2 separate regions of the Homo sapiens genome follow, and region 2 is linked to region 1. Evidence: read pairs that join two places in POLR2A ChIA-PET (ENCODE). Cell type or tissue: B cell. All regions are shown on one strand. Each heading gives the region's core, and the rest is flanking DNA. Links, peaks and the distances in the headings are about the cores only. Region 1 overlaps MSI2 (musashi RNA binding protein 2). Region 2 overlaps MSI2 (musashi RNA binding protein 2).

What was found. Peaks named below come from ENCODE experiments on the same cell type or tissue, not always from the same donor. Only the 100,000 strongest peaks of a DNase experiment are listed, where the experiment ranks them.
Region 2: POLR2A ChIA-PET joins it to region 1 with 5 read pairs; 2 of 35 experiments call an interaction of 5 or more read pairs at or near these places.

The regions. Positions count from the first base shown.
Region 1 is chr17:57,614,184-57,630,013 of GRCh38, forward strand. It overlaps MSI2 (musashi RNA binding protein 2), which reads left to right. Exons shown (of 14, transcript NM_138962.4): 9 at 1,787-1,901; 10 at 13,046-13,120. It also overlaps the pseudogene RN7SL449P. Among named protein-coding and RNA genes, the nearest start is that of MSI2-AS1, 14 kb to the left of the region's middle. RefSeq lists an enhancer at 15,644-15,743. In B cell, for the core only: no CTCF peak of the experiment used is centred there; DNase peaks (open chromatin) are centred at 8,818 and 9,648; H3K4me3 peaks cover 1,827 bases; H3K27ac peaks cover 1,242 bases.
Region 2 is chr17:57,673,701-57,689,530 of GRCh38, forward strand. MSI2 (musashi RNA binding protein 2) reads left to right here. Exons shown (of 14, transcript NM_138962.4): 12 at 1,272-1,426; 13 at 3,287-3,359; 14 at 5,849-10,989. The coding sequence ends at 3,328. It also overlaps the pseudogene RNU7-134P. Among named protein-coding and RNA genes, the nearest start is that of CCDC182, 64 kb to the right of the region's middle. RefSeq lists a silencer at 2,174-2,243 and an enhancer at 2,512-3,011. In B cell, for the core only: no CTCF peak of the experiment used is centred there; no DNase peak of the experiment used is centred there.

The DNA.
Region 1 (15,830 bases), core at 4,684-12,683:
GGGATTACAGGAGCATGCCACCACACCTGGCTAATTTTTTTGTATTTTTAGTAGAGACAGGGTTTTGCCACGATAGCCAGGCTGGTCTCGAACTCCTGGACTCAAGCAGTCTGCCTGCCTTAGCCTCCCAAAGTGTTGGGATTACAGGTGTGAGCCACCACGTCCGGCCTAGAGGTCTCTGTTTAAACAATGTATATTGCACACAGTTTAACTTTTTCTTGCTATCTCAGGCACACCTGTGAACAATAGCAATTTTCTGTGTTACAGTGATACCTCAGCAGCTGTTGAACTATGTAGAGCTTTTGTTCCTATACCATATGGCCCAGACTGCTCTTTAAATAAGATACCTGTTTCTTGTCTTTTCTCCGTCATTTAAATAAGATACCTGTTTCTTGTCTTTTCTCCGTCACTATCAGGCGGCCATGCTGTTTCTTTTGGCTGTTAAAAGCATCCGTGCCTTACCCTGCAACATCCCATCTTCATCAGCAGTGGGATTGATGACTGGCTAACAATGCTTGTTAAATTTCTCTGTAAACAAAAAGCAAATAAGTGCTAATAAGCACAGGCCTAAGGCGCTCTGGTAAAACAGTGAAGGAGCTTCCGAGGGCCACAGTTTTACTTATTCCCTGAGGTTTATAGTTCGCATAGTTAAGGTTATTAAATAAGTGACCTCTGGGTATACAAGCAGATTAGCATGAAGAAATTTGAGAGTCAGAAGGGAAACAGAAAGGGGAGATTAGCAACCACTTGAAAATGTAGCTGCAAATGAGAAACTAGTAATCCAGATGAACAGAATCAGTGTTTAATCTTATTACTTCCCTCAGGAGTGTGGTGGTGGTGTAGGTTTTGTGGAAATGTGGCATTGCTGACCTAGAAATTCTAAAGATCTGGTTTGTAGGCCTGAACCTGTTGGGGAGGGCTTTCAGCATGTTGCACAAGAATTTTTTTTTTTTTTTTTTTTTAAGACAGGGTCTCGCTGTGTCACCCAGGCTGGAGTGCAGTGGCGTGATCATGGCTCACTGCAGCCTTGACCTCCCAGACTCAGGTGATCCCCCTACCTCAGCCTCCCAGGTAGCTGGGACTACAGGTGTGTGCCACCACACCTGCCTAGTTTTTTGTATTTTTTTAGTACAGACGGGGTTTCACCATGTTGCCAGGCTGATCTGAAACGCCTGGGCTCAAGCTGATTCACCTGCCTCCACCTCCCACAGTGCTGGGATTACAAACATGATCCCCCACGCCCAGCCAACACAAAACTTCTGATGCTCTGTTTTCTCATCTGTGAACTGGAGCTAAGGCTAAGTGGTCTGTCTGTTTAATAAGAGTTTGAATCAGATGGCCTGGCATGAAGAGTCACTGGCCTGAGAGAATGTCAGGGGCATTTGTAAATGTGTAAAGGGCTGAAAAATCCTGAGGGATTATTATTATTGCTATTGTTGTTATTATTCACAGACACATCCAACAGCCATTGTCTGCCTCCTTATCTGTCATGCTTTCTGCACGAGCGTCAGCCTGAGCTTCAATCTGTGTGTATATCTGCAGCTTACGTCCTTGCCACCCCTCCAGAACCCAGTTTCATCCTTGTAGGTTTTTCCGAAGCAGGATTTGCACAAGTGGCGTGTTTTCTTAAGTATTTATTTTGCAGGCCATTTACTCGGCATGGCTATTTTTACAGTGGGTAAGGAGCAAGGCTAAAAATAACTTAGCTCATAACCAGACAGGTTCTGCATTTGACATTTACGTGGAATTCATTTGCATCTCATTTGTTCGCCTTTCTGTTTAACAGGTAGAATGTAAGAAAGCTCAGCCGAAAGAAGTCATGTTCCCACCTGGGACAAGAGGCCGGGCCCGGGGACTGCCTTACACCATGGACGCGTTCATGCTTGGCATGGGGATGCTGGGTGAGTCTGGACAGGACCGCAGGTCACCATGGACTGGGAGGGCTATGGAGGCCTCTACTCCCAACTGGGTCACCTACCAGTGGGGCAAACTGCTTCACCTTTCTAAGCCTCAGTTTCCTTGTCTGTAGATGAGGATGATAATTCCCCGTTCCAAGACAGTTGTGATGATTAAGTGTGGGTGTGTGTGTGTGCATGCATGTGTGTGTGTGTGTGTGTGTGTTTGTATTTATAATATTGCCCCATGCCTGGCTTATAGGATATGTTAGACTATTTTCTCTCTTTTCCATCTCCTTCCTCAAAAGAAGGAAAAGTCCCCCTCTATCTGCCTCAGCCCTCTCATCTGAGTGGGAGTTCTTAAGATGTAAGGACTCCTGGCTGACTTGACTTGTGTGGGCTAAGGCTACGTTTTCTAAAACTTGGGAGAGGAGGGAAGTGGTAAGGGTGGGCGATAATCCTGTCTATTTAAATGATTAACATTTTTCTCTTGGGATATCAAAATTTGCATTTAAATGGATGTTTTAAATAGCCTGTTTTACTCTTTATTTGCCAAAAAAAAAAAAAAGATGAAAGACAAAGTGTGTTTGTTCTGACTAAAAATGATTTCTCCTGGCTTTTAGAGAAATTGAGTTGCATATTATGTCCCTTTCCTTAAAAGTATCTCTGTCCGTCCTGCGTAGATAATTGAAAATCTTACCGCTTAAATGGCATGAAAGATGGAGAAAGCAGTGGAGATGCGTAATGGTGTAGGTCGCAACAATAATTAGAAATTTAAAGGCGAGAGAATGGTATTTTAGTGCAAGTTATTGTGTGTCAGGAAAATACTAATTAAGTGGGATAAATGGTAGTTAATGGTAAAATTCCATTCAGGCACATGAGCTGTCTAGTGTTAATGGATTTTCATTTGGTTTGGCTAAGAGTCCCACTTCTACATTGTTTGATAAGCCCTTTCTATATTTTCAGATTTGCTGCTGTTTAAATCACTTCTGGCTTAATTTTAAATTTATAAAACATCTTGTGGTCTGACAAAGAATTGTATCTACTTGTCTGAGGAAATAACAAGGGCAGGTAAAACTATTTTGAGGAACTTTATGAAATAGAAAAAGATGCCAGGAGAATATTAAAAATGGCCATGATGTTAATTCTCCTCATATGAATTTTTTAGGCTTAACAGAGTTTCAAAGAGAAATCCTATTGTAATTTTTTTAAATTGGCCAGATGTTTCTAAAACTTATCCCTGGAAGAAGAAACAAGTGAGAATAAATGAGAAAATGTTTTTAAAAAGAGGAATGAGAAAAGACCAACAGTGAGAATGTAACACAAAGCTACAGTAACTAAAACAGTATGGTATATGGGAATGCACCAGTTGATAGAAAAGGGTAGAGTCTAAACTAAATATACCTATATTTAAGAGTGTGATTTTAAAAATCAGTGATAATTATTTCCTGGTTCACTACAAGATAATTCCTTAGCTCCTCCTTTAAAAAATAATTTTTATTAGGTCTTTATGTTTTATATCAAAAGAAACTCTAAGCTGGTAGTTTTAAATGGTGAAATCAACCTGAAAGAAGGAGAGTTGAGCTGAGTGCAGTGGTGCTCGCCTGTAATCGGGAGGCTTAAGCAGGAGGATCACTTGAGGCCAGGAGTTTATGAGCCAGCCTGGGCAACATAGCAAGACCCCCTCTCTACAAAAAATAATAAACATTAGGCTGGGCATGGTGGCTCATGCCTGTAATCCCAGCAATTTGGGAGGCCGAGGCAGATGGATCACCTGAGGTCAGGAGTTCAAGACCAGTGCGGGCAACATGGTGAAACCCTGTCTCTACTAAAAATACAGAAATCAGCTGGGCACTGCAGCACGTGCCCGTAATCCCAGCTACTTGGGAAGCTGAAGCAGGAGAATCGCTTGAACCCAGGAGGCAGAGGTTGCAGTGAGCCAAGATTGTGCCACTGCACTCCAGCCTGGGTGACAGAGTGAGACTCTGTCTCAAAATAATAATAATAATAATAATAATAATAAACATTAGCGGGGTGTGGTGGCGTGCACCTATGGCCTCAGCTACCCAGGAGGCTGGTGCGGGAGGAAAGCTTGAGCCCAGGAACTCTGGGCTGTGCAGATTTGGTGTCCCCACTAAATTTGGCATCAATATGGTGACCTCCTAGGAGTGGAGGAACATCAGGTTGCCTAAGGAGGGTGAACAGGACCAAGTTGGAAATGAAGCAGCACAAAACTCTGTGCTGATCAGAGTGGGATCGTGCCTGTGAGTACCCACTGCACCACAGCCGGGGCAGCATAGAGCATAGCAAGACCTGTTTCTGAAAAAATATAAAATAAGAAAGAGTTGGGGGCCAGGCCGGTGGCTCATGCCCATAATCCTAGCACTTTGGGAAGCCGAGGCAGGAGGATTGCCTGAGCCCAGGAATTCAAGACCAGCCTGAGCAAAATGGTAAGACCCTGTCTCTCTCTTTCTTTTTTTTCTTGAGATGGAGTCTCGCTCTGTCGCCAGGCTGGAGTGCCGTGGCGCGATCTCAGCTCACTGCAACCTCCGCCTCCTGGGTTCAAGCAATTCTCCTGCCTCAGCCTCCCGAGTAGCTGGGATTACAGGCGCGCGCCACCACACCCAGCTAATTTTTGTATTTTTAGTAGAGACGGGATTTCACCATGTTGGCCAGGATGGTCTCGATCTCTTGACCTTGTGATCCACCCGCCTCAGCCTCCCAAAGTGCTGGGATTACAGGCGTGAGCCACTGCGCCCAGCAACGCTGTCTCTTAAAAAAATAAATAAATAAAAGCAAAATAAAAATAAGAAAGAGTTGAGCCTATTACCACCTACTGGGTTTTAGAGTCTTGAATTTAAAATGAGCATAAAGGCCCTACAGCATAAAATGGAAGACCTTCAGGATCCAACTTCAGGAAATTTCCCACCTTTCTGAGTCTAACTTGGTACCCTCTGCATGCTGGGAAGAAGGAACTGGTTTTCATCTGGGAGAAGCAAAGGTGTGAAGCGGAGCCAGCTCAGGTCCTGTCAGTTGACAAAGAGCAAAGAGTGCTCAGCCTCCCAGACTCCGAGCAAAGGCTCAGGCCCACATCTCCATAATCACCCAAGCAGGGATCCCTGAACAGAAGGGTACCTAACATTTCATCATGGGAACACAGGTAGGGAGGCGGGGCAGGAGGCAAGGGGCAAGAGCACCTGCTGCGTGACCAGCCCTGGGTAGCCTTGGGACACAGTGCTTCACAAGCAGATGTGCTTCCTGCCCTCCGCGAGCTTGTGGTCTATACAGAGAGCCTGATGCGTAACATGAATTGCACAGATGCCTGATGATCATCATAGAGTCTGGGGGTGGTTGGAGAGCACGTCATGAGGAGTGGAAGCCAGTCTTAGGAATCAGGGAAGTGGCATTTCAGCAGAAATGAGAAGGATGAGTAAGGCAGGGGCCTTCCATTCGGAATAAACAGGCTTGGAACACGAGGACCCTACTGTGGGACCTTGAGAGCCAACGAGCCTGGCCACGTGTGTGTGGGAAGGTGGGGAGAGGCAGGCCCAGGGGCTCCAGGGTTGGCTTTGCCTGCAGCTCGTGGGCAGACCCGAGTGGCCCCTTCCTGAGAGCACCTACTGAGGTGGTAGGAGACAGCACTGGTCCCTGCGCTTATCTGGACAGCATCTGAACAGCGCCTGCTCGCTGGGGGATGGATATGTGATGCCTGCCAGGAGCTTACTCATCTGCCCAGCTCTTCCCCCGTCTACTCACAGTTCAAGTTATGACTTCCCCAAGCCACAGTAAAGAAGGGGCTGTTAGGTAAAGATATTGTTGCAGTTCAGAGCCTATTGTTCTTGAGTTATAACCTCCGCAGCCCCACCCTGCTGCTGAAGGCCTTTGCCTTTTGCCTGCTGTAGCTGTGGTTGTGCCTAACCCCAGACCCTATCCAGCCCAACCCCAGGTCACAGAGGCACTAGTCTTCTTCTAACCAAGTAGAGAACCCTTTGGATGGAATGGATGGGGTCAGCCCTAGCCAGAGCAGGGCTCCAGCAAGGGAGGCCGTGTGGTCCAGAGGCAAGAGCTTGGGACTTCAGAATCAGCAGACCTGGACTCTTCACTCTATCAGCTGTGTGATTTGGGGCAAGTGGCTTAGCCTCTCTATTCTTCATTTATCCTACCCATGGGGTAATAATCTTACTTCATGGGGTTGTTCAGGGATAAATGCAACTGTATCTTGCCTGGTAAATGCTGTATTTAGTCTAATCTGAGATGCCATGGCTAGTAAGATGTATGTTCATGTACTCTTCAGAAAGAAAAAATATGCTATTAATTAAACCGCATAATGCTTTCTTATCACATTGGCTGCAAGATAGATCCCACTTTCAGAGAAGTTAAAGTGTGGAAAAGATGTGTGTCTTCAAATCAGCAAGGTATCGTAGCATGTACTCAAGCTGGGAGTTGTTATTAACAAGGCACTAGGAAGCCCTACCACTTGGACTTCCTTACCACCCAAGGCTGAGAACCTAGCTAGACTCACGAATGTGACCTGTGCTGTGGCAACTGCGGCCTCTTTCTCCTTGTGGACTCCCAGCCCAAGGAGTTTGGATTATTCTTGAGTAGCCACCTTCTGACAAAGATCTGTGTGCTGGATTCCAGGCCTCATCAGCCCTGGGCCCTCCTGAATTTCCCAGTGACTGTGGTGAGGCCATCCATATGCACTGAGCAGGGTCTCCTAAGATGTCCCAAAATGTGTCCTTCAGCCAGGAACCAGCTCAGCCAGAGGTCCAGGCAGAAGGGATGAATCAGATGCAGTGTCAAGTTGTATCTGAGGAGATACAGGCCTCCCCAGCCATCACAGAGCCTCCTCCTGAGCCCTCTGTAAAGCATCCACTGGGAACTCCCTGGGCTGCCCTCTGTTTTGCCCATTGGCCCAGCTTGGCCCTCTGGGTCTATGGACTCTCTAAGCGAGGAGACTGCCATTTGCTGTGCTATGATGGAAGCCCTTGACTCTGTCATCAAAGACTGTTTCTCTTTCTTCTTGCTTCTTCCCTCGAAAGTGGTAGTGTAGCATCAGGCAGAGTCAAATCTTTTGGTAGCATGGCCTGACATGACCCCATCAGTTACATGGGTCACCATCTCCACCGAGCACTATGCCTGCATATTAGTCCTGGAAGCACTACCATCCTCACCAACAGCAATCTGGCTGATGAACTTGACTCATGCAGAAAAACATTTTCTTAAAGTTAACTAACCAATGAAATTAGACGAGGTTTCCATGATTTAAACTTTTATTATTGAAAGAGTGGAAAAATAAATAGCACTTCTAGGGATTTTTTAGAAGTGAGACTATAAACCATTAAAACATTAAAATTCATTCATTCAACAAATATTTATTAAATGAGTACCTACTAAGTGCCAGGCACTGTTCTAGATGCTGAAAATGCAGCAGAAAACTAAGTCTCTGACTTCAGGGAGCTGACATTCTAGTGAGGAGTCTGAGACAACCAGCACACTGGTCTGCAAATGACTCGAACACTGTGGAACTAATTTTTAAATATCATTTAAGATTTTCTCCATACTCTGGGTGGTCTCTTCAGAGGGAGGCTGATAAGCATATAGTTGCACAGTTATTCTATCTTGATCTCTGTTGATATGGCTGCAGACATCCTTGGGGAAAACCTACACCTGTTTTGGTTTTAGCTTTTACAGCGTTTGACAGAATCACAGAATAATCAACCCAATGGGAATTCCTTAAAAGGAATGTAGAAGAGAAGAGGAGGGGTTATCCTTAGGCCAGGTCTCCCACCTTTGAGCCGGACAAAACCAGAGTCACCTAAGACTCTTAGGAAAGGTCTTTTGCAGGTCAGTGCAGTGGCTCATGCCTCTACTCCCAGGAGGCCGAGGCGGGCAGATCACCTGAGGTCAGGAGTTAGAGACTAGCCTGGCCAACATAGTGAAAACTCCATCTCTACTAAAAATACAAAAATTAACAGGACATGGTGGCGCATGCCTGTAGTCCTAGCTACTCGGGAGGCTGAGGCAGAAGAATCTTGAACCCGGGAGGCTGAGGTTGCAGTGAGCCAAGATCACACCACTGCACTCCAGCCTGGGTGACAGTGCAAGATTCCATCTCAAAAACAAACAAACAAAAAAACAGAAATGGTCTCGTGCAGCCCCTCAGACTTTGCGGCACCGCACCAAGAGGTGCCCACAGTTATCCAGCTCAATGTGATAGAATCTCTTTCATTTTTCTTAATGAAGGTGAACTTAATAAAAGCAAACACATGATGATTGTTGATATATTTTATTTCTCTGAGCCTTCTCTGCCACATAATCCCACTGCCTTTAACTTTCTTGGCCTCGTTGGGCACATGCTGTTTATTTAACATGCTGATACGAGTGTTAGAGAAATAGCACATTGCTGAGCCCTCAAAGAAAAGCTTCACCCTAGCAGGCCCAGAAACGAAGAGAGGCTGATGATCAGCTAAAGCACGTTAGCCAAAAGCATTCTTAGGTGCAGTCGTACTGAGAAGCCCCGCGTGAAGTCCTGACTCAGTGTTCCCTGACATTAAGCCCCCTGAAATGTGAGCAAAAAAAAAAAGTATCGTTAAGAACAGGCACTAGGAAGCTGTAATCTGCTGGCGTTCACTAACAGATCAAAAGATTGGAGATTGGCTGGAACTTAAAACCACATATCTACACTCAATTTCGACGGGGATCTGGCTTTCCCAAAAATATCTGTTTAGGTTATTCTCAAGGAAGTGTTCCTTTGTTTAGCCGCTTCCTGGTGGACAGAGGAAACTCAGAATTCAGCTCTTCATTGTCCCTGTAGAGCAGTGCAGTCCAATAGAACTTCCTGCAAGGGAGGGAAGGTCCTGTCTGCACTAGCCAATATCACTAGCCGCCTGTGCACGGTAGCTGCTGAGCCCTTGAGTTGTGGCTTTTGCGAATGAGGAACTGGAGCTTTCATTTTAGATAATTTGAATTAAATTTAAATTGGACGGCGCAGGTCTGGAGGAGCCCCTGCAACTCAGGGTGATTCTGGGGGCAAAGCATCTTTGTAGACTTTAGCCTTCGCGTCCTTGCCTAGGAAGGACTCTTGGCACTTGGTGTTTAGTCTGTTTGCAGACCTCATGGAGCCGATGAGGTGCCCCAGGCAGTGCTCTAAACATCACGCAGCAGATATGTCACACTCTGGCAGTTCCCTGGATAAACAGCCCTGTCTCTTGTCTCTTTCAAGTCTGGGGCCTGGTGGGAGCCGTTTTCCATGACTCTGAGTAGCTGAGTAACAGAGCCCGGGAGAAGATGAGTCATGGACCCGTCTAGAAGGGAAACATCTCTAGGGTTGCAGCAAAGATCTAGAACCAGAACCACAGTTTTGACAACTTTGTCAGCATCCCCAAAATGGGGACTCAAAATGAGCTCAGTGGCAAATCCAAATTCTATTGTTGATTTCTGTATTTTTGCTTCTGCAATGGAAAGCCGATCTGCAAGAGAGGTGGTCACCCTGGCAGAAGCCTTGATTTTTTTTTACTTTAGTGACAAGAGATAATTACTGTGGGATTGATCAGGCGTCCAGAGTATTGGAGCAGATAAATTGTGCAGTGGCCAGTGTGGGAGGGGCCAGGCTGCTAATGGAAGTGGTGGCTGGGTCATCCCACCGTAATGTGGCTTGACGGAGCGTCTGCACGGGTCTGCTGTAATGTGCTATTGATATGCAGCCAGCCAATTTCCCCCGTGTGGCTGGGGCTGTGAACCATTCGAGCAGAGCTGGGCTGCACAGCAGTAAATGAAGAGGAAAATTGAAGTAATGTTGTATTATAAATTTATGATTTCATCTGCCTGACCTAGAGGATGTTCGGCGATTGGGGGTGGAGATAAGATCCCCCGCTCTGGCAGATGCCGAATTCTCATCTTTGTGGTTTGGGAGACTATAGTATTGATGTGTCCAGGAAGAGTGGGGTGAGACCCAAAGTTGGGGTGAACTTGACCATGCTTTTCTTCTTTCTCGTTGAAGCCTTGTAGGAAAGCCAGGAAGAAAGCAGGTATAATTGCATTGTATTTGTCACCTAAGTGCAGGGAGAAACTGGCTGCTCTGCCACTTCCCACCCTCCCTGAGGGAAGGTGACACATAGGCTTATGCTTTTGCTGTCAGATTAACACTAAAATATTTAAGACCCCCAGCTCTGAAGTTAGAAGCAAAGGAGCCATTTTTCATCTGGAAAGCCCCTAGGCAGCCATGACTTGGCTGTTTGCATATAATCCATTTATCAATATTGTTGAAATCATGGTATAAGAAATCTAGTACAAGATCTGATTTGCTAGCAGGTGATTAATTTGGAGGAGAACTGAGCTGCCTAGCCACGAAATAAATACGAAGGAAGGCGCCAGTATGCATGTGTCCATTTAAGGCATCTGAGCCCTGGCCTTTGCTGTTCTTCCTTCCTTCTTTCTCCGTCGGGTTGCTGAGCTCAACATCCCACCGGGCTCCTGCTCCTTAGCTAGCAGTCAGTGCAGAGCTGCTGGGTCCTTCTGCCTCGCTTGGGCAGGCTTCTGTCAATGAGTCACCAAGCACCGGGAAATAAGTGCACAGGAAGGAGCAGGTGGCAAGACCCTGTGGAGGTAGAGACAGTTCCATTCAGTGAGTGAGCTGTGACTGCAAATTTGGGAAGGTTCTGGGGGAAGCAAGGGAAAGGAGCCACAGCTGGTCTCACTCAAGAATTTGGGCACGTCACTGTTGCAAGGGACCCACAAGGCTTTCTACAGGTGACAAGACTAAGCTCCAAGAGAAAAAGGAAGACTCCTATCTTAAGTCGGGTTGCTGTCACAGATTACCATAGACGAGGTGGCTTATGAACAACAAACATTTATTTCTCACAGTTCTGGAGGCTGGGAAGTAAAGATCAAGGTGCTGGCTGATTCTGTGTCTGGTGAGGGCCCGCTTCCTCATAGATGGCCCCTTCTAACCGTGTCCTCACGTGTTGGAAGGGGTGAGGGTCTCTCTGTGACCTCTTTGTTAAGGGCACATTCATGAGGGCTCCACCTCATGGCCTCATCACACCCCAAAGGCCCCATCTCCTAAGGCCATCACCTTGGGGGTTAAGATTTCAACATAGAAATTTGGGGGAAACACATACATCAAATCATAACAACCCCCAAGGGCATGGTTGGGGGCCAGAGGCAGGACTGGAACCCAGGTCTCCTGACTTCAGACCCGTGAGTTTCTGCTCTAGGTCTGGTGGCAGATCCACTGATCCTAGGCAGAGGCTACAACACCAACATCCACCAGGAAGTGAGGGACGGTGGAGCCCACCTCCAAGGCACAAAAGCTCTGAGTAGGCAGCAGGATGACAAGCAAACTCTGACTCCTGTTGCCGAGTGCAGGCAAAGTGGAATTTAGTAAGGGATCCTTTTCCATTAGCCCTCACTTGCAGGGTCAGAAAGTGGTCAGTGTGATGTATGAGAAGCCACTGAGCAGGTGGGTGATAAGACCCCAGAGCTGTGTGTAGGGATGTTTTTAAAGGGTTTGTGTAGAAGGGCAGAGACACCCGTGGAAAGTGTCACTGTTGCCCTCAATTGCTGGAGAGCCTGGAGGCTGTCATAAGTCCACTCATCAAAGTAATTGTTTGCCAGTGTTTTGATAACAAGCAACAGAAACAACCCTGGCTGCTGTAAGCAGCAAAGGAGATTATTAGAAGGAGCTTGGGCAGTGCTGGAGAATTGACAGGATGGCTGGAGAACAGGACTCAGAAAACAGGCAGGAACTGGGGGAGCTGGGTGGTCAGAGCCCCAGCCCTAGCCAAGGGGACAACTCAGGAATGACCTGGTCAGGGGGCCACTGTTGCCAACACTGGATGCCAGATTCTGCTACTGACACCAGAATAAATTCGGAGCCAGTCCCTCCTCCTCTGCCCTACCAGCTCCAGAGGCAGATCCTAAGGAGGGCTTCCGTCTGTCGAGCCCAGGTTCACAGGCCTGCCTCCCAGCCTCCAGCCCCAGGAAGAGCCCTGAGGCCTTCTCAGCTTCTGTGATGGCCGGGGGGGTGGGCCTCTCTCCAAGACTTACACACAGGGAGAGGCTCAGGGGCTGGGCAGCCAAAAAATGACCACAGACATTCACCTCCAAAGTCAAAGCGAAAGTCACGTTCTCGGTGGTTGGGTGGCCGTGGTGGCATCTTAAGAGCAAGAATGTACTGAGGTTACATATACACTGAGTGGAGGGAGGCAGAGTGAGCCTGACCCATACGGCCTTCATTTAGCCTGAATCAGGCAGGGACTTGAAGAACGAAGTGGCCTGAGCAGCCACAATGACTCCCTGAGAGCTGAATGACACCTCACATCACTGGGGGTTAGTGACAGATCTGAGATGGTCACACCAGCCCCTGGACTTGCCAGCTGAGTTTCTTGTGTGCCCAGTGGCCAGCCCAGTGGCAGTTTCTACAAGTGTCTTTCAGTGAACCACTCACCCCCTAGCTTGCCTGCTGAGACAGGGGTCTAGAAACAATACGCTTGTGGTGAAACGCCCATCCAGTCACACGGCACGGGGCTCCTGAGTCGGAGCTACACTTTGTGGTATGCATCTTAACACATCCAGCCTCTCACCATTCTCCAAAGATCTTGGCACCTCCGTGGAGTGTCAAAACTGCAGTGTGGGCCATGGCTCATCAGGCCCAGCGTTTTCCAGAGGCCCAGGGTGAGCCCTGAGTTTGGCCGCTAAACTGTGACTCCTGAGTTCGCATGCTCTGTCTGGTGCTGGCTCTGTTGTCCACTGCCTTGGGAGGATGCATCACGAGGACTTTAATCTCCTACTGTCAATAGCTTTAAGGTAAAGTACATGCAGGGTAAGCTCTCCAAATGTCAGAGCCAGGCGCAGGCTTTGTGTTTGGTGCTGATGCATGGCATTTACTCTGAAGGTTCAGGAAAGTACATGGGCTTTGCGGGGTCTGGCTGCCCAAATATGGGTTAATTAGCAACAGCTGACAGCAGCGCCCCCGGCCACAGGAGAGAGGTGACCCAGACCCTTAATAAAAAAACCCTCATGAGAGACAAATTATTCTGTGAAGGAAAATAACTCAGGCTTTCCTCATTGCCACCCTCCGTGAGATTTTACCCCAGACCTGAGGCGGCTGTACTAACAGGACTCTGATCTTTCTCTTTGTGTTCAAGGATATCCCAACTTCGTGGCGACCTATGGCCGTGGCTACCCCGGATTTGCTCCAAGCTATGGCTATCAGTTCCCAGGTGAGTGGCTTGGTCTCCCAGGGCTTTGGAAGCACAAGAGGTGGGCTGCATTTGCGGGGAGGTGAGAGGACCCCTAAAGAGAATGCATTTCTTACATGCATCCACTTGAAAATGACCTATACATGATAAATTTCAAATCCACTGAAGTTCAAGGCCAGGATGCAGCTCAGAGTTTTTGATTAACTCAGGTATAACTCACTGGTGCCGGGTATTTGAGAACGGCAGCTTTTAAAGGGAAAGCAGAACGGAGGCAGGAGGCCTCCCTGTGCTCACCTCCTTTTTCTGAAGCCTCTTCCGGGTTTTTTCTCACTGGGGACTGAACTCTAGGCCCAGGGCTTTCTTTCACCCTCTACCACCCCTTGCCCGCCTCCCCGCTCCCTGTGTCCACCTGCCCAATGTTTGATGTCTCCCCGCCCTTGCTTCCTTTCCTCCACCCCTCCTCCTCCTGCTCCGTCCTGACTGCTGTGGCTTCGGCGTCCTTCTGGGCTGTGTTGATGTTGAGCTGCTAGGGGTTGGGACTGCTGTCCATCCTGGGTGAGCTGTTTAGATTATCCTTTCCCTCTGCGTGGGTATCAAGACTTGAGGCAGAGCCCATGGTGATGCCCGCCACATGCCAGGGCTGCTCCAGCTCCAACTCCAGGTAGCTGGCAGGCCTGGGACCTCACCTGGGAGAAGCAGCGAGGGGAAACATGGTCTTGTAGGGATGGGGTAGGGACAATGAAGGAAGCGATGTTTTACAGGGTATGCTTTTCCCCAGCCTTTCTCAAATCTGGAGTACAGATAAGAATATATTGGGGTGTTTGGGGGTCTCCATGTGCAAAGGACAGCCGAGATTCCAGAGGAGGTGTAGGGACAGAGTCTTGTCCCCTGTGGGTTTTCTGCTGAGGGAGGAGGCTCCCTGGGGAGCTGGGCTGCAGGCGGAGTTTCACCCCTGCCTTGTCGTCATGCCTAGACCTGGAGGTCTGGGAGTGTCAGGGTCTGAGATGAATTAGGAAGCAAAGGGAGTGAAGACGCGTCGCTGGAAGATGGCGCCCTGACACTGATGACAGGAGGGCAGAGTGAGGGCTTGGCCTGGTCTTTGCCTCAGACCAAGCATTGGGGCGGGAAGGGTGTAGTTGGAGAGATGAGGAGGCATTTGGGGGCACCTAGAGCCGTGCTCTATGGCAGACAGATCCTTCAACCAGCGGTGGAAGCCCCAAGCTCTTGTCCTGTCTCCGATACCACCTGGCCAAGTGGCCATGGGCGGGTCACTCAGCTTCTAGGGCCTTACTTCTCTCTTTTGGAAAAGGGGGTCTACGAGGAATGGTCTTTGGGGTCTGTGCCCCTCTCCGATTGTGTGGGTCAGAGGGTGCAGGGAAGGCAGGCACAGAAGCAGAAGTCCAAGATGGAGGAGTTTGAGTGCAGGTGGCTCCCCCACCAGTGTCCCCTGGGGCTGGGATGGTTCCCCATCTGGGAGGGGCCTCAACAAGACTCCTCGGCCCGCACTAAGGAAGCCGTCCCCAAAGATGCCCCCCAGCAGCAGGCTGCTTCAGGATGGCCACAGGCTCCCAGACCTGAAGAAAAGAAGGGCACATGCAAGAAGGACCACCACAAGAGAGGCCAGCACTCAACCAGCCACTGTCATTAGACTTTCCCATTTCCAGGCAGAGACCCCCACCAGGCACAGGCACAGAGGTAGAAACTCCTTCTGAAGGGGTCACAGTACGCAAGGGGTAGGACCTGCATTTGGACCAGGCGGTCTGGGCCTTAACTGCCACCCTCCACCATCTCCCTAGTGTCCATTTTTCTGGTACAATAACACTAGCCACAAAGAGCTACTAAAACTTAGGTTTAAATTAAAGTTGGCTGGGTGCGGTGGCTCACGCCTGTAATCCCAACACTTTGGGAGGCCGAGGTGGGAGGATCACTTGAGGTCAGGAGTTCGAGACCCGCCTGGCCAACATGGTGAAACCCCGTCTCTACTAAAAATATAAAAATGAGCCGGGCGTGGTGCCCGGCATCTATAATCCCAGCTACTCGGGAGGCTGAGGCAAGAGAATCACTTGAACCCAGGAGGCAGAGGTTGCAGTGAGCCGAGATCACACCACTATACTCCAGCCTGGATAACAGAGTGAGACTCTGTCTCAAAAATAAGAAGAAGAATAAGAAGAAGTAAAAAGAAAATTTCAGTTCCTTTAGAAACACTGGCCACATTTCAGTGACTCAGTAACCATGTGTGGCAAGTGGCTATTGCCAGCACAGAATGTAGAACAGTCACCGTGGAAATTTCTTACGGGCTGGTGCTGTTCCAGTGCCTAAAGGAAGAGGGCTGTTACTGGGGGGTGCACGGTCCACACACTCACACATGCGCACCACTCCTTCCTGGAGACACCCATGGGGTCAGTGTCCCTGTGCTTCATTCTCTGCCAGTCTTGCTCAGCCCAGAAGCTGGTGGCTTTTCCTCTCACTTCCTCCCCTCGCTTCCCCTCCAGGGGATGACAGGTGCAAAGGCTCACGCATCTCGGCCCTCCAGGTGCAGCACTGATCTGTGCACTCAGCCTGCACAACCTGCTCCCCTCCGTAATCAGGCTGCCATTGCCCCTGAGTGTGATGCTAGTCCCAGGAGGACAGAGTTGAGGGATCTTAACATGGAATAATTGGGAGAGGACATCAATGTGGACCCTATGCTAAGGCCCCTGTCTCATCAGAGGGCCTGCCCCGGGGCCCCCAT
Region 2 (15,830 bases), core at 4,177-12,176, 59 kb after region 1:
GAATGATGGGATTGGGGGGGCCGAGGCAGTGTCACCTTCCGCTGCCCCCCGATCTGCAACCCCACCACTCTCTGGATTTGTGCGTGTCAAGTCCACTCTCTCTGTAGCAAAGGTACATCCTGAGCCTGCTGTTCTCACTCTGGAGTTGACATTGCAGGATAACCAAGAGAAAGCAGGTGTTTTGGTCAGCTATGGTTTAGCTATGAATTGGTTCAGTCGGTATGTTCTGCATTCATACTTCTTTGTCTTTTTTTTTTTTAAACAAAAGGAAAAAAAGTTTAAATCCCCCCTTTCCTTCTCCTGCAGGAGGTGAGTGTGTGGGTGTCCTGTAGAACCATTGGCTTCCACCCCAGCTCTGGCCCCAGCCTCCAGGTTTACCATTCCCCCCCATCCCTCCCTCCATCCCCTTCTCTCCACCCCAAAAGGAAACTCTCTGCCGCCATCATTACTGTTATGTCAAGATGCCCAAACTCTCCATAACATATCCCATCCTCCGACCACGTTCAGTATTGATGACTTTCATTCAGTGTTATGAATGGGAAGGGCGGGAAGGGAGGGAGTAGCCAGTGGGGAGGGGCGGGTGGTGGGGGTGGGATGGAGAATGGAGATCTTTTTTGTCTTTTTTAAAAAAAAAAACAAAACAAATTTGTCATTTAATGGATCCAAAAACCAAAAAGAAAAAGTGAAACACACACACAAAAAAAGATCAAAAATCCCCTCTGCAAAGATTTTTTTTTTCCTGGACACAAATTGCTTTGTTTCCTGTCACGTTTTAATATCAATATTAACACAATGTGTAGTCTAAAACTAGTTCCTTTGTAGTTTGCATGGGATGTGAATGCTGTCTCAACGTGCCCAGATCTAGAAGACTGCATGAGCATCAATTCAGATGTGAAAAAAAAACTCTCTCTCTCTCTCTCTCTCTTCCATATATATCTCTATTTCTATTGTGATAATTTGGTGGGCAGTGAAGCACCTCCGGTTGGTTGCCGTAGTGTGTTGAATGATTGTTTTTTTATTCTCTATATTTTTGGAGCTCCAAGCTTCTTAGTAGTAGCCTGGGCTGAGTATTCTTGAGTCCCTGCTGATGTTTTCGCATGGCCTTGGTTGAGTGTTAGAAGTTGGGCCTCAGCTGTTTTTCTCAAGTGTTTGGCTTGTAATGACCGGTGCATGCCTGGCTTCTGGCCTCATACCCAGCTCTATTCTCTGCACACCAGTCCTGAATAGCTACAGTGCTCAACCGAATTTTGGCGCGCCCGCTTCCCCGGCAGGCTCCAACCCGGCGCGGCCCGGAGGCTTCCCGGGGGCCAACAGCCCAGGACCTGTCGCCGATCTCTACGGCCCTGCCAGCCAGGACTCCGGAGTGGGGAATTACATAAGTGCGGCCAGCCCACAGCCGGGCTCGGGCTTCGGCCACGGCATAGCTGTAAGTACCTGCCTTCCCCTGCCCTCCTGCCTCCTCCTTCCTGACCAGCTCCTTGTGGCCTGTGGGTGTGCCAGGAAAGCCCAACATCGGGGGCAGAGGAGAGGACAGAGGGTCCCCATCAACATCACACCAGCTCCTGAGGGCTGAAGCCTCCGTCGTCTTAGAGGTGTCCTGGGTGCCTCTCGTGTGGCTGTGTGATGGAGCAGAAGGAGCATGGGCAGGTCCGGTTCAGATCACCACTCCATCACCTTCACACAGTGCATCCTTGAGCCACTTCGATAACCCGTCTGAATCTCATTTCCCTGGCTGCAAAACCAGAATCTCTATGCTTTCCTCAAAAGATTGTGGGAGGATTATTCGAAACAGTGTCCCACGCTGGCACGTAATAGGGCCTCAGTAGTGGCCACCTTCCTTGATCCCCGCTTTCTGGACACTGTCATGTGGGCTGGGACCTGAGAGCTGGGAAATGTCCCAGCTCCCCACCAGAGTAGCAGCCTTAGTCAATAGAGCCCCTGATCTAAGGTCCAGTGGCAGCGCTGGAGCCCGGGAGGTGGTGTGGGGATCCAAGCCCTCTCCCAGGCAGTTTCCTTTGCTAATGTTTCTTACAGTTTCCAGGTTCCAAGTAAGTTCCCATTTGCGTTCCTTAGCTGCAGCCTCCACCCCTTGAAGGCCAGATGCATTTGATATTTGTAATGCTCTGTGGTTCTATAATCTGACTAATCCAGGCAATGGAAATTTGCTTAACAGATTTGCATGCTGTTTTCAGATTGTGTTGTTCTTCTCCCTCCCGGTGTGTGTGAGCATGAATGTGCCTGAGCCCACTTGCTCGCTGTCCCTTCCATTTTGGAAACAGAAAATTGGCCAACCTTTGCCCTAGCCAGCCTCAGCATTTTGGAGGCAGTTTGGTTTTGAGCTAAGATGGGTGCGTCTGCAGTCCCAGGCCACGTTCCTGTCAGACTCCGCTTCTGAGTGACAGCTGGCAAGCCCTGACTTGGGGGCCACGCTGCGGAGAACAAAACATGTGCAGACAGTCTAGGGCACCAAGGTGGCCTCATTCATGCCCCCTGGCATTGGGAGCTCCTCCCTCATACACACACTCACACGCACGCATGCATGCACACACGCACACAGACATGCACGCACACGCACGCACACACGCACACACAGGCGCACACACGCCTGCCAGCCCTACTTGTGCAGGATGGGTCCTTGTTCAGCTCCGCTCCCAAGCCAGTATCACTTAAGTCAGTAGTCTGATGAATCTAATCCCTTCGGATCAACTGTGGTACCAAATCCAGAATAATATTATTCACCTGAGAGCTGCTCAATTTAGGGGACCGTCTATCACCACTTATAACACAACTTATTTCCATATTCAGCATCCAGAAACACAGACCCAATTTGTTCTTGAAAACCGGGGTCTTTTGACCTGTGGGCTGTGATGTTTTTCTGAAATAACCAGAAAGCATCCCAGTTTGTCTGCACTGGGATTTCTTCTCCCCAGCTAGAGCCGTTGGGACTGCGGACAGAGACTTATCTTTGCACTCTGGGGTTCAGGGCAACATGCCCATCACTGGGGGCACAAACCCCCGTTTCCCACCATCCACCCACGCCTCTGAATCTGGCTTTTGGTTTCCCCCGGGGTAAGCAGATAGGCTTGGTAGGGGCGGAGGGAGTGGGGACTAGGGATTTGGAGCTGAGGAGGATGTCATCCTGGCCCCTCATGGCACGGTGTCTCAGAATTACATATTCATGCTGGCAACCACAGAACTAGTCCTAGAGATAATTTCCTTTCCCAGAATATGACAATCTGTTCCCATGTATAGCACACTGATGACCTTAACAATTGTGCAATTTTAGGGACCTTTGATTGCAACGGCCTTTACAAATGGATACCATTGAGCAGGTGCTTTCGTTGCCATCTCACTCTGAGGTATTACCGTCTCTGCCATGTGTCTCTGCCCTGCCGGTGTGTCCGTACATGTATGTCCACAGGTCATACATGCACGTGCGTGCCCCTGTCTCATCACATCCACATCTCTCTCTCCTCTTTCTGGACCCCTTTTCAGGAGGGTGGGGGCAAAAGCAAATCCAGTCGTTTAATCTCTCATCTCTTCCTCCAGCTTTTAATCATGACCCCCACCTTTTTGACTCTCTCTCTTTTTTTCTTGATTTGGTTCTTTGGATTCTTTTTCTGTATCTTCCCCACCCTTCATCTTTCTCTGTCTTGAAATACAATCAAGAGTGTGGGAAACTGGAAGGAGATCTCGTGCTGTGCCCGTCCCAGGGGGATAGAGGCAGGGAAGCATTGGGCTTCTGCTAGGCCTGGAAGCAGGGATGGGGGCCAGGGCCACCCACTCCTGGAGGTCCTTTGAGCTGGCCCTGTGGGTTGCTGGGCCCCTTCAGCTCCCCAGGCCTTGCTGGGGCTCAGCCAATGGGGTTCATGCAGTCAAACAGCCAGACTCCATCTTTTAGTGAAAAGAAAACGTTTTTGCCAGTAACTACTGAGTAATTATCCAGATTACTGCACGAAAAGCAAATTAAATTAACGACATCACCTGTGTAACATGGATTTGGATCCCTGCCAGTTTCCTAACCTTTTAAACTGAGCTCAAGTTAATTAAACATTTTTTCAATCACTTTGATGGGGATATGGGGGAGGACGGAAGAGAGGAGAGGGAGGTTGGGGCAGTGAGGAAGCCCCTTGCCACACACTCCTTTGGAAATGAGTATCTGTCCTTCTTGGGAAGAACACCAGCAAGGGAGAGGGGTTGTCCTTGTGAAAGCGCTAGATGTGTACTGTGTTAGCACGTTAAGTTTGTGAGGTTGGAACATGGATCTGTCTCTGGAAAAGAGAGGGTGACAGCTGAGGCCAGGGAATGGATTCCACTCGGAAAATCCCACAGAGGCACCAAAGCCTTTCAATCTTGGAGTTGGGATGTAGGAGAAGCAAGGCTGGAGATGAACTGGCCACTTTGGGCTTGCACTTCATTGGATGCCTCTCTCGTAGAGAGGGATTGCTCCTGGCTCCTGAGTCGGACCAGGTGGAGAACTGGGTTGAGTTGAGCTCCATAAATCTCTTGGATTTCTCTAATGTTGCTGCTAAGGGATCACCTCAACTAACGCAACTGCCTCTCTTAACCAAATAAACCATGTGTGTGAATTCTCCCACCCCTCGCCTCCACTTCCCCTTGAGCACTGACCCAGCCATTGCTGGCCAGAGCCAGAGGCCACTAACAGTTTGAAGGAAAGCTACTTGCTACTAATTAAGCTGGGTTTGGGGACCCAGAGGAAGTAAGGTTTCTCTGAGAACAGGGACAACTGGTATCACCAAGAACTCTGGAGACTGAAGATGGCTCCAGCCCTTTGTGGAGTCAGATGAAGAGGGGGTTAAACAACTACCAGGCACAGCAGACCCTTGAAAGGCCAGACACTGGGGCTGCCTGTGCTCCCTCCCTCCCTCCCCTGGAAGAGAAGGAGTGGTGCAGGGCTTCCTGCCCACAGCTCCATATAACCCCAAGGCCACTAAAGCCTTTCCATAGGGGTGGGGTGGGGTGGAATGGGATGGGGGAGGCTGCTACCAGCCCATCCTCCCTCATCTAAGTCTAGGACTCAATTTCCAGAGAAGGATGAAGTAACCAAGAGTGTGGTAGCAACTCACCCCCTTCCAAAATGGATTAGGTGAGCTCATAGAGTCAGATGGCTGCACCCGCAGCACTTAGGAAGGACTGGTCAAACACACCCATTGTCCCCAACCCTCTGACATTCAGCGCCATCCACAAAAGAGGAGCCCAGGCCCCCTACTCCCAGTCAATTCAGGGAGACTCAGTAAACACATCTGTGAATCCTGGGCCTGTTTTTGTTTCCTGTAACCAAAGCCGGTTATTTGTTGTATATTTTTAGTGTCATGACCTTTAGTTTTTGGTATATGATATGATCTTTTAGTGTAAGTTTGCATTTAAAAGTTATCGATGGGTATCTAATAAAGGCAAGTTTGTGGGGTTTTTTTTGTTTGTTTGTTTGTTTTTTTAACATTTAGCTTTGAAAACAGAAGTTTAAACAGAAAAAAGGTATCTCAGGTCAATGGGCAGTTTGCCCACCTGGCTGCAATCCCTGTAAGCACATTTCCCACCACTACCTCAACAACCCTATGGTACTATATCAAATCAGCAAAAGAATTGAAGCCTTGTCCTCTCCCCAGTGTCAGGTATGGTTTAGATGTCAGATTTCCCAACCTGTGATCTCAGTAAGCTTCTAGCCAGGTGATTCTCGTGCGTATTCAATAGTCCAGTGAAGTCCATCTTTGAAACTCTAGTTAAAACAGTGGAGGAAATCGCATACTTGTCTGACACTTCTTTCTCCTCCCCTCTCCCCTCCATTTTATGTTTTCTTCTGGACATCCTGGCCTTCCCTGCCCTGCAGAGCATACCTGGATGTCCAGGCAAGACTGGGCGAAGTTTCTGAGTGGCCCTTTGTTTAGGTGATGTCCTCAGACCTGGACCCCCACCAGCCTCACTCCCCATCCCAACCAGAGATGGCTCACTTCGGATCGAGGGTTGACTACATCTCATCATCTCACGAATCTGCTGTAATATAAGACAACAGCTTTTAAATGTGTATATAACCCATGATTTCGGTTTTGTTTTGTTTTGTTTTTCTTGATGGTTTCCCTCTCCCTCCCTCTCTTCCCATTCTCCTTTTAAATCTCTTTGAATCACATTTGGTAGTGATTTTGACTTAGTCCAGTAGTCACATAGCTTTAATATCTAGTTCAAAGCTAACCATAGTATAATTGTTATATTAAGGAGTTATTTTTTCTTAAAACATTTTTTTTTGCTTGTTTTGGTTCTGTTCTCACTTTTAAAGGATGCTGAGATGGTAATATGACTCTCCATATTTTGGTACCAATTCTGAGACTGTATGAATTTTCAGGTGGAACTTTAGCACACACTGAAGCAAAGTTGTGAAGTGCAGGGCGGGAGGTGGGCGTGAGCTTTCTATTTTGCGTTGTAGAAGAAGTGAGATGTAGTAAGCTAATTAACAGACTTTCTAGCAGTTCTTTTTGTGATGTCTCTTTGTTAATCTGAGTCTATCTATTTTCGGCAATAAGGTAAGGACGACAGTGTTTTGAGTGTCCTCCTTTTCTATAAGTGCTTTTTTTCTGTTGAAAGAGGTGATATTATAAGGTTTTTTGAAATTGTGAATTCTAAAAAAGAAATGTTGTAAATACAATTCCATTAACTACATAGAAACTATTAAGAAAGAGAGAATCAAAAATATTTTTGTGAGGGAGTCGGTCCCAGGCAGTTTGATGCTCTGTGGAAGGAGGCGGGAAGGGAACGTTGGCCAAGTCAGTTACTGAGATGAAGATCGCCCAGCTGCCAGGACCACCCCAGGACAAGTTAGAGCACTGTTTAGCTCCTTTGTCTGTGTGATAGACCTAAGAACTGTATTAGTGTTGTACCAGCCTATTAACCTCTTGTCTGTGCACAGCTTCAAATGTTACCGTCTAGTTAGATTTTTATTTAAAATATGAAAAACTGCTTTTCCCAAGATGTTTTTTAAAAACAAAGCTACAATTTTAATATTTAACATATTTAAAGTTTCAAAGCACACCTGTTTGGCTTGGGTGGGGGTGGGGTGGGGGGGACATTCTTTTTCAGTCTTAATTTTTAAATATTTGATCATTTTCTATTGTCCAATCATTTCAGCACCTCCAAAGGTCCCTAGGACACTTTGCCTCTCTTCTCCCCCTGCCCCCCACCCTGCTCCCACATCTGGGGGCCCATGGGCCAGGAGTGGATAAGCCTGCATTAATACAACCTTTCTCCATTCACTTTCTATTTACAAATTAGGAAAGCAACCTTTTGGTTTATATATATTTTTTTTAATACCTCAGTGCTGCAAGTATCACCAGAGAGGCTATGGAAGAATTTTTTTTTAATTTATTGTAGATGTAAACAGAATTTTAAAAATAAAAAGTATAAACATCACTGCACTGTGACTGGTGGGAAAAACTGACAGTTTCCTCTTTGCACATGTTTAACATTTGGCTGTTATAATATATGGTCCTCGGTTGGGGAAAGATACTTATGATGAAGGATATTTTTTAATTTAACTTTTTTTTAAATATTGGTAATAGGTCGGCAACAGCAACTATAGAAGTACAACTCAATAGATGGCATTAAAACATATTGTAGTGTGGATATATATTTTTTCTTTTTTAAAATGTGATATTGACGTTTTATTAATATTTTTTAAATTGTTACGTTTATAAATTTGGTACTTAAGGCACAGCCAGTATGAGACACTGAATGCGACATTTATTATAAAGAGCTGCTGCACTCCTATTTTTATAAATTTTACTAACAAAGTAGACTAATGTAGACATTCACAGACATGGTAGGGCAAAAGCATCTTCAAACTAAAGACTCCAAAATGCTAACTCAGAAAGAAAGAAAAAACCCGTTTTCAATTCTAATGAAACAGCAACAACATTTTTTTTAATTAAAAAAAAAATCATGTTCTTTGTTTTTCTAATAAAATGTTAGGTTGTTTGGTGAGGTTTTTTTGTTGTTTTTTTCCTTTCTTTGTTTCTTTTCTTTTCCCCCAAACAACCAGATTAAATGCTGAGCGCTTTTAAAATATCAAAACTTGTTCAAGTCATAAAACAACAAAACATAAGTTTTATTTAAAAAAAAAAAAAGAAAGAAAAAATAGTAAATTCCCAGAAATTCAGTGTTTAGACGAGGGAATTTAATTCCTATTTTGTCCATGTTGGTGATGTACTGTACTTCCCTTCCTTTTCTCTGCATCCCCCATCACCTCATAGAAGACTCTTTGTTGATCATTGTATGTTAATAATGTATAAAATGGCTATCTTGTAAGCGTGCTGTCCTGGTACTAGTGTAGCGACTTTTTTTCTCCTCTTTCTTCTAGTACATATTGATAGGTATAACATAATTAAGGTTTAAAAAAAATTAGACATAGTTATTCAGATTTAGGACCAGTAAGGATAGAACTTTCTCTTATTTATGAAAAAAAATGCTAATAATTTTGGGGCAGTTTTTTCCTTTAATTATTTTTTTCAATTTCAAGTTTAATTTTATTTTAGCTGATCTGATGTGGTTTCAACTAACCCAAGGTCTCACCATGTTAAAATGCCGGCGGACTCTACGGCGTTTTGTAGATCCCCCCCCCCCCACCCACTGTGAAGGGGTGCCATACTACCTTAAATGCTAATGCTAGATATGCAAAACTGGATTTTTTTAATTTATTTTTTAAAAGAGGGAGGCATGGTATATTAAAATGATTTTACTAAGAGAAAAAATATTTTTTTAAGAATGCTCAGAAGAAATTGATAATCTGTGTGAATATGTTTTAGATGTTTATATACCTTTTGAAGAGACCCAGTAGCCCATAGCACAAATCTTGTGGAAATCCGATATGTTTTAATGTGGCTACCTAGGTTTAAGGTTCACGTTAGTCCCCCCATTCCATCTAGAAGTCCATTTTGAAAGATTTTTGTAAATTCTTTTAACACTGATGTTTCAGCCTCGTCTTTGTTTCAGTTAAGCTCAATGGCGAACATGGGAACCACCTTTCGCCTTCCCTGGGGGAGAAACCCTCTTGGCTGATGGCTTTTCCCCGGAATTATCAAACAGCCACCGGGTGACTTTCTGGCTTCCAGATCCATCTGCCTGAGACCCCCGAACTCCTCTCCTCCCAAGCAGAGGCGAGTGAGTGGCATTAGCTCCCGGACCCATTCCCGGTCCTAGCTGGGCATGGGGCTGACGGAGATGACCAAGCCTTGGTCTGCTCTCTAGCAGCTTCCACAGACTTGGCTCGTGGCCTTCCTTATATCCACTGGGAACAAACAGCCTCGCGCTCTATACCAAACAGCCTCGCGCTCTATCCCAGTCGCCCATTAGCTTGATTCAAACAAAGCCCCAGCAGGCCTTTGCGTTTTTATCCTTCATAACCTTCATCTTAATTTGAACTTGTAGCTTGGACTTTAAGGTAGCATGGCTCTATTGCTGTCAATTTACTGTTTCACTGCACAGCAATCACAGCCAGTGAATGTTACACACATCTTGCTAGACTAGTATAAAAATCATTGGGTAATTGTTGGTTCTAATGACCTGAAAGGTGTTCAGTTTTTGTTCTTGGTTTTGTTTTGTTTTTGATTTCTTGGGGGTGGGTTTTGCTTGTTGTTCCTTTTCATTTGGGGGTTTTTGGGGAAAAAATTTATTTTTGGTTCCAAATAGAAAAACAAAACCTATTTTGATCTTTAGTGCAAACGAGGGCTAGGGACTTAGCCTCCTCCACCACCTCCACACTGCTTCATTCTGCCATTCACTCACTGCAGCATATTCAAGAATAAAGCAATATCGTTTACTACATTTTTTATTGAAGGTCAGCCATGCTTTCTGTATTATATTGCATATGAAATTGTTTACAAAAGAAACACTAACTCATACTTCTCTTTATTGGTTGCAAGTGGCACGCAGGAACAGAGGGAGAGTGGGGGGCTGGTGGGGGAGGGGAGATTTTTTTTTTTTTTTCTTGAATGTGCTTCGCAAGCCAGGCTATCTTCCAAGGAAGGCAGACAGTGGGAGAGCAGAGGGACTGACTGCAGGCAAGCACATTGAAGAAAGACACTGGCGGGTTTCCCCACCCTCACCCCAAAGCAGAAAACTAGCAGACGTCAGCTCAGCCCCGTCCTGGGCACAGACACTACACAAGGAGACGCTGGAAGTTAAGCAATACTTTAATACTGTAATATGTTTGTTTTCTTTTTCTTTCTTTTTTTTCTACCAAAAAAAAGTAAGTAAACTAAAACACAAAAACATATAAATAAAATCCATCCCTCTTGTCGGGGACCTGCAGGGGGGCAACCTTAATCCAAACACCTGGCTATCAAATAATCAGAATGTATTGTCTCAGACAGGATTTCAGTTCCGGGAGGCAGGGGCATGATGGGGGAGGGGGCCGGAGGCTGAGAGACAAAAGTTCCAGAGCCTCCCTCGAAGGTTCTCTACTACTGTATTCTGTACATAATGTACCATCCCATGTGGAATCTGTGAGTGTCCTCTTAAGTAGCGTGGGCTAGCCAATCTGCCGTTCATGGTGTATTGTAAACTCCGAATTCCATATGTAATAGGATGCAAGTCTAAGCGTTTCATGTGGACATAAATGTATCTAAATAAAACTTTCCCTAGCACTGTGGCTGACCTCACCCTTACTTTTATACTTTAGTATGAAACTGATGAGAACTTTGGTAGTGAGTATTTTTTTTATATATATACATATATATGTACTATCTATATATATATCTCAAGCATCTTTCAGGTCTTTGTGTGTGGCTTTCTTAAAGCCCTGTTGTAAAAAATTACTATGTGGATGGCAGTCTCTCACATCACAGATGTGGAAAGTATAATTTTATATTTGTATTTTCAAATAAATAAGTTTGTGAAAGGTTTCCATCCTCTACTGTGGTCCAGAAATCAATGTGTTTGTCTGACAAAAAAAAAAATAAAATAAAATAAACTGTTTTGAACAGAGTTGTTTGGTGTTCTTTCACTTGCAGAGGAGGTCTGGGGTCTGGGAGAGCTGTTGTTTTGCTTGGGCGGGAGAGGATATCATCAAATCGCACCTGCCACCCTCACCCCTCAGCATGAATGCTGGCCGTGGGCCTCCAGCAGCGAAGAAGTCCCTGCCTTGTCCCCAGGGAGCTTGTGGCACCATTTTTATGAAGTGGCAAGAGAGCACTAAGATGGAAGAGCAGACGGGAGAGGGGTGTAGATTAACAGCAGAAGGTACACAGAACCCATGAGTGGACAGGGAATAAACCCCAAAGGTCCTGCGGATCAGAGGACCCAGATGGTGGAAGGAGCTAAGGGGCCCTCCCGGGTGCTGCCCTCAGTTATCAACAGTGCTGGGAGAAGGCGCCAAACCGCATTCCACGACCCCTGAGTAGGGGTCTGAATAGGTATCAGACCTCTGCCCTCAAGGAGTTTTAAGTTTTGCCTACTGGAAATCATTACAATCACAAAACTAAAGATGTAGAGATAGATCATCTACAATACTTTCCACCCCTCTCTCTACCAAACAAACGAGAGGATACAAAAGAATTGAGACCCAGTACATTGAGGGCAAGTCCCAATACCTGGTGATGACGGCTACAGCATGCTCTGAATCAGTGGATTCCTCAGCTTTGAAGCCCTGGAGAGAAACACCAGGCCAAGAGGAGTGCAAGGGATGAAGCGTGGATGAAGGACAGTGGCCCTTAGCTGCTTCCTCAAGGCCCCCAGGAAAGCTGTATTCTCCAGGACATGGCCTTCTTGGGTCCCTCCTCCAATTTCCTGTCTCCTGCATATAACAAGTTTATCTTTTTTGTAAAATGGGTCTTCCGGTGAAAACCAGAAAACCAGCTAGACAGGTTCTTTCAAAAAGCTGCAACACTAACAACTTTGTTTTAAGGCATTCCCGCTACACTGGGGTCCTAGAGGAGACAGTCGAAGGTGCATTCCTTTATCTGGAGCTGGAGGCAGGAGCACTGGGTTCCAGGCCCACCTCCTGTGTGTCCACAGACAGCACTCCACAGTGTCTCGTTACATTGTTTAGGGGCAGGAGAGAAGAGTATAATCCCTGCTGCCCCACAGAAATGAAAGACCAATGGAAGCTGATGTGAGAAATCCCTTTTAGGAATCCTGAGAGAAGTGAGCCAGACACATGAGGCCGGCCATCGTGGCCATGCTCCTCATCCTGATTGCTCAGCTCAGAGAAAGGGGAGGCCCAAACCCAGCCCAGGAGCCTAAGGAGAGAGGGAGCAGGGAACAGGAGCACCAACTATATGCCAAGTGGATCATACACATGCCCTGCTTAGTCCCACCTGTGCCACGTGACTATCTACATTGTAATGGTCAAATAAGGTGGATAATTTGCCCATGGTTGTATAGCTGCTGAGTGGCAGAATGAAACCCCATCTCCCATACATCCTGCTGCCCCTGGGTTCAAGCCTGGTGACAAATGTCAGCGTCAGTGTTGAGTGTGCCTGGGAGGGTGGGAGTGAGGCTTCTAACCTAGGTGCCTACCTGAGTCAACAAAATGCACTAAAAAAAGAGGTAGGACAGTACCAAGCTAGAGAACAACAAATTTTCCTGTTTTAATGTTTCATGGAGAAAAAATAAAAAAATAAAATAGAAAACAAATCAGCAAAAACTAGAAGGAAAAAGAAGAAACAACAATGTAAAATAAATAACACACAAAGTAGGATAGAAGGAGTGAGATCAATTGAATCTACCATTATCTAAATATGAATGGGTTGAATTTTCTATCATTACAAAATAGATGTGTTTAGAAAAAACAAAACCCGGTTACGTGCTGTGTATACAAACACACTTAAAGTGATGAAAATGGCTAACAATAAAGGGCCGACAAAGAGAAAATAGGCAAATACAAAGAACAAGGGCAAGAACTGAAATGTCAGTATCAGACAGAGTGGAATTTAAGGTTAAAAACACTCCACAGCAATATTATGTCATGACAAAAGACACAATCTATTAAGAAGATACAGTGGCAGTAAACTCTTATGTCCCAATTATCAGAGGAACTGAAGACTTTAAATCAAAAGCCACTAGAAATGCAGAGAACTTGATAAAAAATAAAAATACAGTTAGAGAGATTAATATACCTCTCTTAGAACTAGATGTATTTAATAGACAAAAATAAAGACATAGAAGAATTGAATAATGCAATTAGTAAACCTGATCTGATGGCTCTATATAACCTGATCTGATGGCTCTTCGAATAGAGTTTGCACATTTTTTTGGTTTATATTCATGGAACATAAAAATCAAATAAATTTTGGCCAGCAGCCCCCCCCCCAAAAAATTTTAGAAACAAATAATTAACATGTGGCTATAAATATTATAACTGTGTACAAATTAAGAAACATTCTGTTGGATCAGAGAGAAAAGTTAAAAAAGATTACATACAAACTGCCAAAAAGCAACAGAAAACACACATTATACCCAAACTTAATAGCATATAGCCAAAGCTGTACTCAAAATGTAAGCTTTAAATGCCTTCAGATGGAATTTTTTTTGGGGGAGGTGAAGGAATATATTACTTTTTCTCCTTAATAAGGTAGCAAATAGCAACCAAAAAAACTAGAAAAAAAGAAATTGATAAATAGAAGCTGAAAGCAATAGAATAGAAAACATAAGTCCAAAGGCTGTATTTTTATAAACAGTAATAAAATGGACAAGTGCCCCTGAATAAAGGGGAAATGAGCAAAAATATACAATATGAAGAATATGAAAGGAGTTAACAGAGAAAAGAATGAATATTGGCAACAAACCAAAAAATTCAGGGGAATCAGAAAATTTCTTAGCAAATATAAATTACCAAAACTAGTAAGAAGTGGAAAACCAGGATAAACTTAATATCACAAAAGATACTGAAATGATAAATAAAGATATAATACTGAAAAATAGACTGGATCCAAATGAGTTTTATCTAACTAATAATTCCAGCACCATTTAAACTATTCCAGATGATAGAGAAATATGGAAAGAAAGCTCTCCTGTTTTATGAAACACATGGCTTTGCTGTCAAAACCCAATACAGTAATAAAACAAAAAATATATCTACAGACTTAGGAGCTCAGATGTAAAAATTTGAAATATGATTTTAGCTAGTAGAATTCTACAATATATCAAGAGTGTAATTTAATATGGCCAAGCAGGACTTCTTTCAAGAATTCAAGGACATTTCAACATCAGGAAATCTGTCAACATCTATTATACTAGCAAACTAAAGGAGGAAAACCATATGACCATAACAATATGTGCTGATAAAGTATTTGAAAAATATGGCAGCTCTTTCTAATAACACCATGGAATGTTGAAACAGAAAACACTTTACCAAAAGACTATTAATATTTGCCAAACCAACATTAATTATTCTAAATTGTGAAACACAAAACCTGTTTCAATTAAAATAAGGAACTTGTAGGGGTGCTGCTGTCACTATTATTACCTTAAACCTTCTAAAAACTAAGATAACAGAAGACATAAACATTGGGAGGAAAAGACAAAGATGATTTTATTTCTAGAAATTTTAAAAGACTGCAGTAAAATAAAATGAATACAGAAAAATTGCTACTAAAATTCATGAAAACTTTGGCAAGATGGCTGGATGTAAGATAAATATACAAAAACCACTAGGCCTCCTCCTCTCCAGTAGTAAGCACTCAGTAATGGAAATAGGAAAAAATATTTAAGGATAAACTTTATAAGAGAGGTATATGCATTATAATAATGGTTGAATTCCCCATCACTAGGGAAATTATGGACTGAAGTATCAATATACAGCATATCATAGAAAATTAGGCAGCCATTAAAACAGGTAACCCCAGAATCTAACAAGTGGCTTGAAGAAATTTATGAAACACAGTTGAATAAGGTAAAATATCTTTGAAAAATACATATATATGTATGTGTGTGTATAAATGTACACACACACAAATTAAAACTACATATGTATATATGTGAAGATACATATGTGTATATACATCACATGTATGATGACATGGATACAAAGAAAGGGGTACACTCTAGGTTGTTTACATGGGCTCTGGGATGTGGGGCTGAGAAATAAGACAAGTGGGAGAGGGGGATAGGAAGAGGTGACATGCTGAAAAATATATGTTTAAAGATTTCACTGAAAATTCTGTAAGATACAATTTAAAAATTTTTTTAAGTGTGACTCTATGAAAATACAAATTTTCAAACAAAACTATTTTTAAAAGAGCTGGGATCCACATTCCAGTAATAATAATTACATCTCGACTGGTGAAATGGGGAAGACATTAAGTGGTCAAAGAGGATTCTGGCTTTTCCTGTCCTTTTTAATTTTTCAAAAGAAGTGTGGATTTGTATATTCAGCTGAGATAAAATTAACTTTAAAATTAGCTGTCTAAAAAAGGGAATACAAGAACGTCTGGGAAGAGAAAGTCAATTGTATGCAGTGATATGTGGGTTTTCTCTTTTTTTTTAATTGTACTTTAAGTTCTAGGGTACATGTGCTTATTAATAGTATGTTCTCTCTCTCTACATTTTAATAGAAAATATGTATCACTTTTTCATTTAAAAACTATTTCCATTTTTTGAATAATAAAATATGAACTGAGTTAATAGAAAAAGAAAAGGGTAGGGAATGATTCTGATAGGAGCAAAAGGTAGCTAGGAGCATGCCAAAAGAGTCCTGTGGTCAGGAAGCTGCAGGGACAGTGATATCCCTCTGGGAGAACGTGGTTTCATGTAAGCGCTAAATACAACAGTTTCAAGGCCACAATCCTTCCTACCTTCCAAAGACAATAATGCATTTTAAAAATCAG